2 separate regions of the Homo sapiens genome follow, and region 1 is linked to region 2. Evidence: chromatin contacts called from ENCODE Hi-C or POLR2A ChIA-PET data. All regions are on one chromosome and are shown on one strand. Each heading gives the region's core, a stretch centred on a gene start or an enhancer-like site at or near the end of the contact. The rest is flanking DNA. Distances are from core to core; before and after follow the strand shown. Region 1 has its middle 20 kb from the start of PCK1. Region 2 has its middle 10 kb from the start of CTCFL.

Region 1 (5,302 bases), core at 175-2,674, 46 kb before region 2:
GTAAGGACACTTCCTGAAAGACTTCACACAAGACTTCTACTTACATCTTACTGGCCAGCACTTGGTCACACTCCCATATGACCAGGAGCTAAAAGTCAGGGGCCTTGTTAGCAAAGAATATGGGGAGAATGAATGGTGTGGTGCAGCCGGCAGCCTTGCCTTGGGAACCTTTCCAATGAGCCATTTGATTGCTCTATGATTCGTCTGCTCTGCGCCAGGGCCTGGAGCCACAGCAGGGAGCAAGTTCAGGAACCCCCCACCTTGAGGGGCCCACATGCCAGTGGGGGACAGTGAAGAGGACAAGTCAATACGCACGCAGTCACGATGCTTGCTAGGCCAAGTCCTGTGGGGAACACGGCAGAGGGGTAAGAAAGAGCATCGGAAGAGCAGGGGTGAGAGCCTACCCTAGCGCAGGGAGACAGCGAGGGCCCTTCTGAAGAGGTGACATTGGGACAGAGGCTCGAGGGATGAGAAGGGGCCACTGAGCATTTCAAGGACTAGGAAGTGCCTTGCGTACCCCAGGTCAGCTGCGGGTGGGCTGTGTACCCCTGGGCAAGTCACTGGGCCTCTCTGAGCCACAGTTTTCTCAGCTATGCAATGTGAGCAGCAGCCGTGCTCTCACCGGGTTGTGGGGTAGAAGGCTTTTTTGTGAGAATGTGTGTCTCCATGAAGAAATGAGGCTCAGAGAGCCTGAGAACCCTGCACTACATCAGTAGATCTCAGCTGGGGTAGATTTTGCCTGCCAGGGGTCACGTGCCAATGTCTGGAGACATTTCTGATCGTCGCAACTGGGGAGGGGGCTGCTGCTGCTGACATCTAGTGGACAGAGATGGCGGTGAGACTGAACATTCTCTAGTGCACAGAGCAGCCCCCACACTGGAGAAGCACACAGCCCCTCATGACAGCAGTGCCGAGGCGGAGGAACCCTGCCCTCCACAGCCAGGAGGTAGACACAGGGCCATTCACCGGAAGCCCACTCTTCACTGTGTTCCAGAGCCCCCACCCCAGACCCCTCAGCCTGTGCCCTTGGCAATAGGATCTGTCTGCTTTTTAAACAAACATCTCCAATGACTCAGACATCCACTGAAGTTTAAGGAGAACTAAACTTCTTTGTTTATCAAGTACCAGGCACGTAGTAGCCACCACCTCCCACCAAACCAAAATCCATTACAAGTTTAAAGTACAGCTATTATTTTTACAGCATTGCTTAGAAATGGCTTGCGATCTCTAATTTGCTAAATTGATGCGTATATTGACTAAATAAATATTCGGCACGAAGCCCGAGTTCCCCTCCACACTTATTAATCCTCAGGAAATGGAAACACAGGACACAAAATGAGCTTTCGCTCAGAGCTGCAGACAGGAATACATTATGTTGTTTTTCAAGCGTTCGGGGACTTGACTTTGCAGCAGAGACGGCCCAATCACCAGCCTCCAAGTTTTCCATGACGCACGCCTCTGCCCAGGAGACGTGCCTGTGTTGCTGAGGTCCCTTCTTGGACTTTAGAAGTCTAGGAAAAGAAACTTTTACTTCAACGGGGGGAATCTGAGGTGACTGTTTTTTGGGGAGTTGTTTTGAGGGGAGTTGATGGATGACAGCAATATTCGTACATAGAAATCAGGGCTGCTGGCAGGACCTACAAAGTGAAGACCCTGGGACAGGTCCCTTTCTTCAACAACTGGGGCTATTAGTGCTCTCGGCTCTGGGGAGAGAAGGCAGGGCTACCTGGACTGGGTGGGGGGCACTGTGTCTTCTGTCACCAGCCTGCCCCGGATGGAACAGCATACGAAGGGACTAGAGTACATGGGACAAGATTTGCTCTAGCTTGTCCCACCTGCGGAGACTTTGACCTCTGGGATGTTGATGAGTCCTGGGGGCTGGTCTTGTACCAGGATGGACAGGGGCTCCAGATACCAGGGGAACCCTAGTGGTGCTGGCCACCTCTGTCCTGTGTTAACTTCTAAAGCCTCCTGATCCCACGGAACACTTGTCTGTGGTGGGGGCTAATGGCAGTGAAGCAATATGGCCCAGAATTAGGAAAGAAGTTCATGCTGAGTTGGGAAATGGGGAAATGTTCTCCAAAAGAGGAAGAGGCACGAGTGTGCTTTTTGCCCTACTGGGGGAGTGTGAATCCCAAGAGGAGCTGGCATTTCACATCATCTAGCCTCTGCCCAAGGCCAGCCCAGAGCTTCCTTCCCAGACAAGATGCCAGGCCACTCCGGAAGAGAGGATGATTCCACAGGCTTGAGATGAAGGCTGGTCTCCTCTCTGCCCCCGACCTGTGGCATGACCTTGGGCAGTTCCAGTGACCTTGCTGGGCCTCAGTTTCCTGGTCTGAAGGATGAGGTTCGTGATGGGACCCCCCTGGTGACCGTGCCCAGCACCTAGCCCACAGCAAGCTCATCACTCTCAGAGGCAGCAGCCATTCCTTCTACCTGGACACAGCTGCCAACAGAAGGGGCTGGAGAATGGAATCCAGGCAGAAGGAACAGCCAGGACAAAGGTCCTGGGTGGGACCTGATCCCAGGCAGTAGATCAGAGCATGGTTAGCAGGTAGGATGGTGGCCTGGGGTGGCAGCAGAGAGGTGGCCAGGGTCAGATGACACTGGGCCTCGTGACCACCGGAAGGAGAGTGCATTGCATCCTGAGAGCAGTGGGCAGCCATGGGAAGGTTCTTAAAAAGGCAGCTCTGGGTCCCAGCCTCGGCAGCCCCAGGAACACGCGGCAGCCCGGTGGGGAGGGCAGATCGTGGGGACTCGGCTCCTGAACTCAGCCACAAAGATGAGCTGCCTTCCCCAAGGGCTCGTGAGAGGACAGCAAAGGCTGTGTCCCAGGACCAGTGGAGACTTGGTGAATTGAGAAAAGGTGGGGGGGGGCGGTCTCCTGGTGAGATGCCACTGCACTCACCTGAACAGGTGTCATAAACACCGCTGGCAAGGATGAGGACAGAGCGCCAGAACTCTCATCCGCTGCTGGCAGGAATGCAGAGGCACAGTCACTTGGAAATCTGTCTGGCAGTTCCTTAAAACGGTAAAGCCTATGTCTGCCTTGGGACCCAGCCCTTGCACTCACAGGTGTTTACCTGAAACAAAAGCACCCAGAAAAACCCTTGCAGGAATTCACAGCAGCCTCTCAGAATAGGCAAAAGTGGAAATAGCCCAGGTGGCCATGAAGGGTGGAATGGCCCATACCATGGCGGCAGACCCTTGCCATGGGGGACGGCGCAGCAGAGCAGGACAGGGAGCTGCTCCCAGCTCAGCCACGCAGAGAAAGCTGAGCAAAACAGGCAGACAAGTCCACGCCCTCCACAGAAGTCCACATGCTCCAGTGAGAGGAAGAAGAGCAGTGGCTGCGTAGGGCTCAGGATGGGGGGTGAGCAGGGAAGAGTACAAGGGAACTTTCTGGGGTGATGATGGGGCGTTCTAGACCTTGATCTGGGTGGTGATTATACACAGTTGTCCAAACTCCTCCCATGTTCCACTTAAGACCTGTGCATTTTACTGCAAGTAAATGATGCCTCAATAAAACATAATCCTCAACATGGGGTCCGCGTTTGGGTCTGGGGTCCACGATCTGCTCTCCTCCCTCTTCTGAGCTGCCCAGATTTCCCAGGCAGATGCTGAAGTTATGAGCAAGTGCGGTGCCTCATTCCAGGGCCGAGGGCTTCTGAGGCCACCACGCCTGCCTTCCTGCCCACATCCATCTTGTTATTGTCGGAGCCGGGGAATTGCTCCTGAGGCGGAATCTTGAATATTCATTTGATTTACGGCCTGCTGCCGACAGCTTTATGAATCCGCCCACCAATACCTGCAGCCGGTCATCAATCTTCCCTGGAGATTGTGCTTCTGCCAGTAACTCATGAATTAAAGAGGCCCCTGACGGCCCCCACGCCTGCCTCCCCTCCCATGCTGGAGCGTCGTGATGGAAGGAGGACCTGACCAGAAGTCAGAACATTGTTGTTTTGCCGCCGCGGCAGCTCTGATGACCTTGGGTGACTCTCTTTGTCTGCAGGAGGAGGAGAAACTCAGAAGCCCTCAGATCTGCCTCCTCCCAGCCCCGAGCCTCAGTTTCCCCATCCATAGAGATGCAGGGCACAGCACCACCTCCCTCTGCTTAACTGGGCCGGGGGCCAAGGCAGGACGGACTGCCAGCTTATACGAATGTGGGATGCCTGCCACTATTGTTATGATTATCTGACTTGGAGATGTTCGAAGGGACAAGAAAGATGGTGGTGCTCACGGCTCATTCCCCATGGTTGTCTCATTGACAGCATGGGAATGAAGACAGCATTTCCCTCGGGCTTTCAGGGGAGACCATGGGAGGGGGCTCAGCACAGCCCCTGGCACCTGGGGCAAACTCCATAGGGAGTACATATTCAGATTTTGCTCCAGGAAGGAGAAGTGGGGCAGGCTTTCGCTCTGGCCTTGGGAAGCAGCTCCAAAGTGTTTCCAGAGCTGACTCCTGGGCAAGTACCCCTGGCAGAAAACCATAGCATGTGCGGTGGCCTCAGAAGCCCTTGGTCCCAGTTGGACTGTGTCTGGCTTTCCCGTGAGTCCCCCAGCCCCTGCTGTGGAGACGGCACTCAGTAGATGCTCCAGGGTTGGTCCCAGTTGGACTGTGTCTGGCTTTCCCGTGAGTCCCCCAGCCCCTGCGGTGGAGACGGCACTCAGTAGATGCTCCAGGATTGGTCCCAGTTGGACTGTGTCTGGCTTTCCCGTGAGTCCCCCAGCCCCTGCGGTGGAGACGGCACTCAGTAGATGCTCCAGGGTTGAGCCAGCCTTTACCAACCGGTAGACACTGGTAACATCTGCAAAGCAGTTGGGGCCAGCAGATGGAGAGAGTGGTGGAGGCAGTGCCTCTGGGCTCAGACACATTGGGGTTCAAATCCCACTCTGTTCCTTAGGATCCCAGTGACCTTGGCTATCTTGGCCCCCTAAGCCCGGTGAGCAGGACACAGGTGATGGCTGCCTTAGAGGGTAGACTGGGCTCGGAGAGGCAGCCTGTTGGAAATGCCTTCTCTGCTGGTACACAGGAGCCCTTGGGAGGGTCAGCTCCAGTGGGTGTCACCAGGCAGTGTTCTGGGCACCAGAGTCAGAGGAGGTAAGGACAAGACAGCTCCTGCTCCTCGGGGGTTCACTCAACAAATGTTCATTAGATGGATGACAAAGAGCTCTTAACACTTGTCCCCGGGTTTTGCCTGTGAAGAGAGTTGTGAAGGACACATGCAGGGGAACCCCCTCCCAGGGACTAGCTCCCACCCATCCCTCAGCAAGGTGGCAGCCTCTCCCGGGATTGCAGTTT
Region 2 (5,795 bases), core at 268-2,767:
TTGACTCACCCTAAGAAGAACATGTATCTGAAACTGACCGAGGGTGAGTTGCTGGTTCATGTCTTCAACTCCACACTCACTTGGGAGAGTGGGCATAGTTGGTGGGGTGGTGGCAGCTGAATTCTCCAGCTTGGGGCCAATTGAGAAGGGTCAGAAATGCCTGGCAAAGAAAACTGAGCTCTGCTGTAGGCACACTGGTTTGGGGAGAGGGAGCCAAAAGAAAAGAGGATTGGGTATGGGATTGAAATAGAGCATGGGATGTGAAGTCAGTTTTGGGTGCCAGTCCTGGTTACATCATCCAGCTCCCTGCCTTGAGACCTTAGACAAACTATCCATGCCTTAGACAAACTATCCATTCCTCCCTAGGAGGAAAATCAAGGCGGTGTATTCCAACATGACTTTGGTAAGCCTTAGAGCATTATGCAAATATTCATTATTATCATTTCCAGAGCTCTCCTTTCAGAAAAGCAATGACTTAATGGGTTAGTAAAGTGCTTACAAGTACTTTCAGGATGATTTCTTCCTTCTGTGTCTTCTTGTTCTGTGACTTAAAAAAATGAAAGCGAGAGAGAGAGAGAGATAGGAAGAAGGAAAAAGAAAGAGAGAGAAAGAAAGAAAAAGAGAGAGAAAGAAAGGAAGGAAGGAAGGAAGGAAGGAAGGAAGGAAGGAAGGAAGGAAGGAAGGAAGAGAACCTGTGAAGAAATATCCAGGATAAAGGTCACCAGCTGGCAGTGACCAAAACTAGTTCATGCATATATTTTGTCTGGTTGACGGGAGAATTTGAAATTTCTTTTAATTAATTGTCACTGTTTGAAAATCAGGAGAACTTACCTGGGACAGAGGACACCTGTCCCTCTCCAGCTGCCAAAGTCATTAACTTGCCTGGTTCCTGCAGGCAAATCACTCTGTAACCTTTGTCCTAGGTTTTAAAATATATCATTTATTCATAATGTAGGAACCTGTGATGTCTCATTTACACAATCAGTGCCACTGCACTGAGTAGGATTTGGGGCTGCTGAAAAAGATGAACCCCTCCCATGCTTCACCACCTCCCTGATGCCTTCTTCTCCCTATCCATGGATACCCCTCATGCTCAAGGACCCAGCCTCAGGATGGCTCCTGTGCACCATCCTGCCCCTCACCAGAGACCGTCTACCAATGCAGAAAGGGGTTGGGCACCACTGTTTTTGTGAAATGAGAGGACTTTGGAGTGTGAGCTATTCAGGATTAAAATCAATGAATGTTCTTTTCAGTATCATCAACATAGTTCCAGCATTACAGTACAGCAACCTAGATGGCCCTTCATATCCAGATAAGATAGGCATGAACCTTCCATACGAGCCTTGTGGAATATTCCAATGTCCTTTCCAAGACTTCTGCCAGTTCCCAAAGGGGTTAAATTCTTACAGTCATCTGGGTGGGGTGAGGGAAGAGGGTGGATGTGACTATAAATGGGTAGCTTAAGGGATCCGTGTGGTGATTGGCTGTTTTGCATCCTGATTGTGGTGGTTTCACATGTGATAGACACCACACACACACACACAAATGTGTGCAGGGAAAATTGGTGAAAGTCTAAACAAACTCTGGATTGTGCCAATGTCAGTTTCCTGGCTTTGATATTGTATAATAACACATAAGAAGTGCCCATTAGGAGAAATTGAGGGAAGGATACATGGAACTTCCCTGCATACTCTTTTTTCTTTTTTTTTTTTTGCAATATCCTGTGACTCTATAACTATTTTCAAAACAAAAAGTTTTTTTGGAAAAACACAAGCAAAATCCCAGTGGTAGATATTGTGCCCAAGCTCCCCACTATGGGTTGATTCTGGGTGCTGATCACCCTCCCCTTCCCACGATGCTGTCCTGCCCTGCACGTGCTCCTATGGACAGGGAACTGTAAGAATTAAAGAAAGAGGAAAGAAACATGAAAGGTAGCCTGATGGTCAAGACAGGATTATTTTAGAGAAAACAAACCTGAGAGGGACATCTGGCCACATTAGGTCAGAGGCACACTTTCTTACAGACTAAGAGTTTTTAAGGATTTAGGGTGGGAGAGTTTATCAGAGGCTTGGACTCCTTCTGTGTCTCTTTGTTGTGCTTATCTGGGAGGGAGAGTTGTGTGTCTGTTCCCATACATCTTTCTGCAGCTGCAGGCATACTCCCTGAGTCTGCTTTTACATTCCCTATCTTAGTGCACCTGAAGGGAAAGGAGTGTGCTTATTAAGGCCCACTGTTTTACTGGGGCCCATGGTATGAGGGTGAAGTTTGGCAATTACCCAAGAGAGTTTCCCCCACCTCCCCTCTGGGCGGGGGCTGTCTTCTCTGTGTTTTACTGTCTGCTCTTTCCGGCTGCTTGTAGTTAGAAAAGAAGTGATTTCCTTGAAATGCATGAGGCTAGAAAAGGAGCTGGATTTTAAAATGGCGGTGTTTGTCCGAGATGTCAGTGCTCCTGCTCTGTCAGGAACCAGCCTCTTTGCTACACCGCACCACAAGCAAACACACAAGAAACCATTCCCCAAGGCTTTTGAGAGTGCCCCACAGCAGGCTGACGGCTTGAAGGAGGCACGCACAACCAGTCCTTTAGTAAGATACATCTTTAAACAATATTTCGGCCATTTCGCAGGACGGTTTGGTTATCCACTTTCCCCACTTTCTCTCTGTTCTTTTCATGTCCCACCCCTTTGAAATCATACACACAAAAAAACAAAAAGTAAAAGTGAGGAGTTCTCCCTTTCTAACATGGAGTCTTTTGGCTTTCTCCCTTCGTGTCTTGATCGGGGTCTTTCCTTCCACCCTCAGATAAACTGTCAAGGTGATTTCCTGAATCAGGACAGTTCTGCTGTCAAGAGAAGAATAGGGCAAGCTGCACCAAACAACGTCCTCTCCCCTGGTCCCTGGCTCTGAGAGTGTGTTTCTGGCTGGAGCCGCACCCTTTGGGAGTCCAGCTTTATCAGCCTTCTCCAGCCTCCCTCTGACCCATGGTGGGCTGCTTGTTCACTGACAACCTGCTCTGTCCTTCTTTCCTTCCTTTGCTTTGCAGATACTTGGTCAGCCTCTCCCCAGGGCAGCCCTGAAGACCCAGAATTGAGGAGGAGCCCCTCAGCGTATGGAAGACAAAGCAGTCTCTTCCCATGAGTTCTCTTATCGACCTAAATGTAGCCCTTGTTCCAAATGAAAATTGTCCCTTCCCTGTCCGGGGCAATTATTCTGAATTTTAATTCTGGAGAAAATATGTTTTGGAACCTGTATCAAGAAGAAGCCAGAGGTAATTAGAGCAGGAAAGGTAAACTGTGAATATATTTTCAGCTTCAGTTTGGGGATTCTGTTTTATATTGTTTTATTGTAGTAAACAGCCTTTATAAGTTCTATAAACAGAGATGTTAAAGAAGTGCTAAGGTGCATATTATGTTAAACTTAAATATAGACAACTAATCTTAGAGATAAACCAAACCCACTGCAAATTTATTTTGAACACTCAGCTCTTAGAACCAGGTAAGCTTATTGCACAATTATACGTTCAGGTTCATTCATTCAACAGACATCTGTTGATTGACTGCTATGTGGCGTGCACTGATCTGGTATTGGGGAGAGAACCAAAGCAGAAAGAACCCTCACCTTGTCCTAGGCACATTGTACATTTTAATTACATGTATCCATAGCAGACCACCAGCACCCAATTTTTGGAGGAGATACCAGCAACTCTTTTTTTTTTTTTTTTTTTTTTTTTTGAGACAAGGTCTTACTCTTTCACCGAGGTTGGAATGCAGTGGTGTCATCGTGGTTCGGTGCAGCCTCTGCCTCCTGGGCTCAAGCCATCCTCCCACATCAGCCTCCCGAGTAACTTGAACACTGTCATGCATCACTACACCCAGCTAATTTTTCCTTTTTTTTTTTTTGGTAGAGATGGAGTTTTGCTATGTTACCCAGGATGGTCAACTCATGGGCTCAAGTGATCCGCCCACCTCAGCCTCCCAAAGTGCTGGGATTACAGAAGTGAGCCACTGTGCCTGGCCCCAGCAACTTTTAATCCTGGGAAAAATAAAGGAGACAAGGAAAACTGGGGTTGCAATTTTTTCTTTTTTTTTTTAAGACAGGGTCTCATTCTCTTGCCCAGACCAGAGTTCAGTGGCACAATCACAGCTCACTGCAGCCTCGACCTCCTGGGCTCAAGCAATCCTCCTGTGGTTGTAATTTTTAATAGGGAGGACTGGGAAGGCCTCAGAGACAGAGCAGTTGAACAAAGACTTGCAGAAAGTGGAAGAACAAGTATTGCTACTGGGGGGAAGAGCATCCCCACAGAAGGAACATCAAATGCCAAGTCCCTGGGGTATCAGCCAGCTTGGGGTGTCTGAGCAACAGCAAGAGGCCACAAGGTGGGAGCAGGTGGAAGATAGGGTGGCCCACTGTGATGTCTGAGAGGAGAAGGGCACCGTGGAAGGGTCCTGCTTGGGTGTGGTGGCATTGGGCCTGGTGGCGTTTGGAGTGGTGGCATTTGGAGTGGTGGCATCTGGAGTAGTGGCATGATAGACGGATCAGGGTGGGGGCCAGGAGGTAAGGAGAGGTGGCCAGATTCTGAAGACACTTTTGAGGTAGATGCATTTGCTGATGGAATAGATTCATCTGTGAGAGAAAGAGGAACCTCTAAGGTGTTCAGCCAGAGCATCTAGAAGGATCCCCATTAGCTGTGATGGGAAGACTAGGTAAAACAGCATTCAGGTGGAAGGAGCAAGTGTTCTGCCTTGGACAAGCTACGTTTGCCCATTAGACATTTTGACAGGGATGATGGGGGGCAGATGGGTCCCAGGGTCTGGAGGCAGGGAAGCGGTCCCCATTGGAGACGGGAAGCCATCATGCATACACAGTTCACTGAAAACGTCGAAACTGGATAAGATCCCCAAGGGAGAGTGTGGGGAGAGGAAAGATCCAAGGGCTGTGCCTGGGTTCCCCCATCTCTTCTTGAAAGGCCAGGAGGAGAAACCAGAAGCAGCACCGAGATGAGGGGGTAGCCATGAGGAGGGAGAAGCAGAGGTGTGGGGCATCCTGGATGCAGGAAACTCCTGTATGAGTTTCCCCAGCTGCTGTAATAAATGACCACAGACTGAGTGGCTTAAAGTTCTGGAGGTCAGAAGTCTAAAATGGGTCAGCAGAGCTGTGTCCCTTTTGGAGGCTCTAGGGGAAAATCTCTTTCTTTGCCTTTTCCAGCTTCTAGAGGCCACCACCATTCCTCGGCTTGTGGTCCCTTCCTCCATCTCAAAGCCAGCTGCCTCTGATCTTCTAATCTCTGTCTCTCTGCTTCCTTTTCACATCTCCTTCTGACTCGGATTCTCCTGCCTCCCTTTTATCAACCCTTGGGATGACATTAGGCCCACCTGAAGAATCCAGGATAATCTTCCCACCTCAAGATTCTTACCTTTCTCTTTGCACTATTAATGTGTACTTTTCAAAGCAATTATGCAAAGGAGAAAAAGTCGTCCTTCACATCAGCCCCTTCACCATCTGCCACCCAAATGACCATTTATGGATTAAAATGCACTTTCCAGATTCTTCTCCCCCAAGATGCTTGCTTTCAGACCCCATTTAATGTGGGCAGAAAGGGGACCTCCAGCTGAGTAGGCTAAGCATGAGACATGAGTTACTTCTCAAATGTTCCAGAAAGTCCTATGGGGGGCAGTATCATAATCCCCTTTTCATGGAGAAAGAAAGTTTAAGAAGCTTGCTCAAGGCCAGGCAGGGTGGCTCACACCTGCAATCCAAGGAGGGAAGGTAGGAAGGTAATAAAGCTTTTATTTGCTTAT

The links. A loop is a pair of places that touch in the nucleus more often than their neighbours do. ChIA-PET counts read pairs that join two places held with the same protein, here RNA polymerase II (POLR2A). Pooled maps may share reads with other maps.
Region 1: a loop to region 2 is called in a map of dorsolateral prefrontal cortex, with 1.9 times the contacts of the local background. The contact joins two enhancer-like sites. A Hi-C loop is called at or near these places in 21 of 168 maps with a recorded cell type or tissue (GM11168, GM18951, GM23248 and 17 more), 3 of 37 single-sample maps with no recorded cell type and 10 of 50 pooled maps. POLR2A ChIA-PET finds 5 or more read pairs at or near these places in 9 of 52 experiments (A673, HEK293T, HepG2 and 6 more).

The regions. Positions count from the first base shown.
Region 1 is chr20:57,578,682-57,583,983 of GRCh38, reverse strand. No RefSeq gene overlaps it. Among named protein-coding and RNA genes, the nearest start is that of PCK1, 20 kb to the right of the region's middle. Within about 2 kb of position 1,424, at least 11 of the 41 ENCODE cell types and tissues checked have a DNase peak (open chromatin) inside an H3K27ac peak, as active enhancers do.
Region 2 is chr20:57,532,638-57,538,432 of GRCh38, reverse strand. No RefSeq gene overlaps it. Among named protein-coding and RNA genes, the nearest start is that of CTCFL, 10 kb to the right of the region's middle. Within about 2 kb of position 1,517, at least 2 of the 41 ENCODE cell types and tissues checked have a DNase peak (open chromatin) inside an H3K27ac peak, as active enhancers do.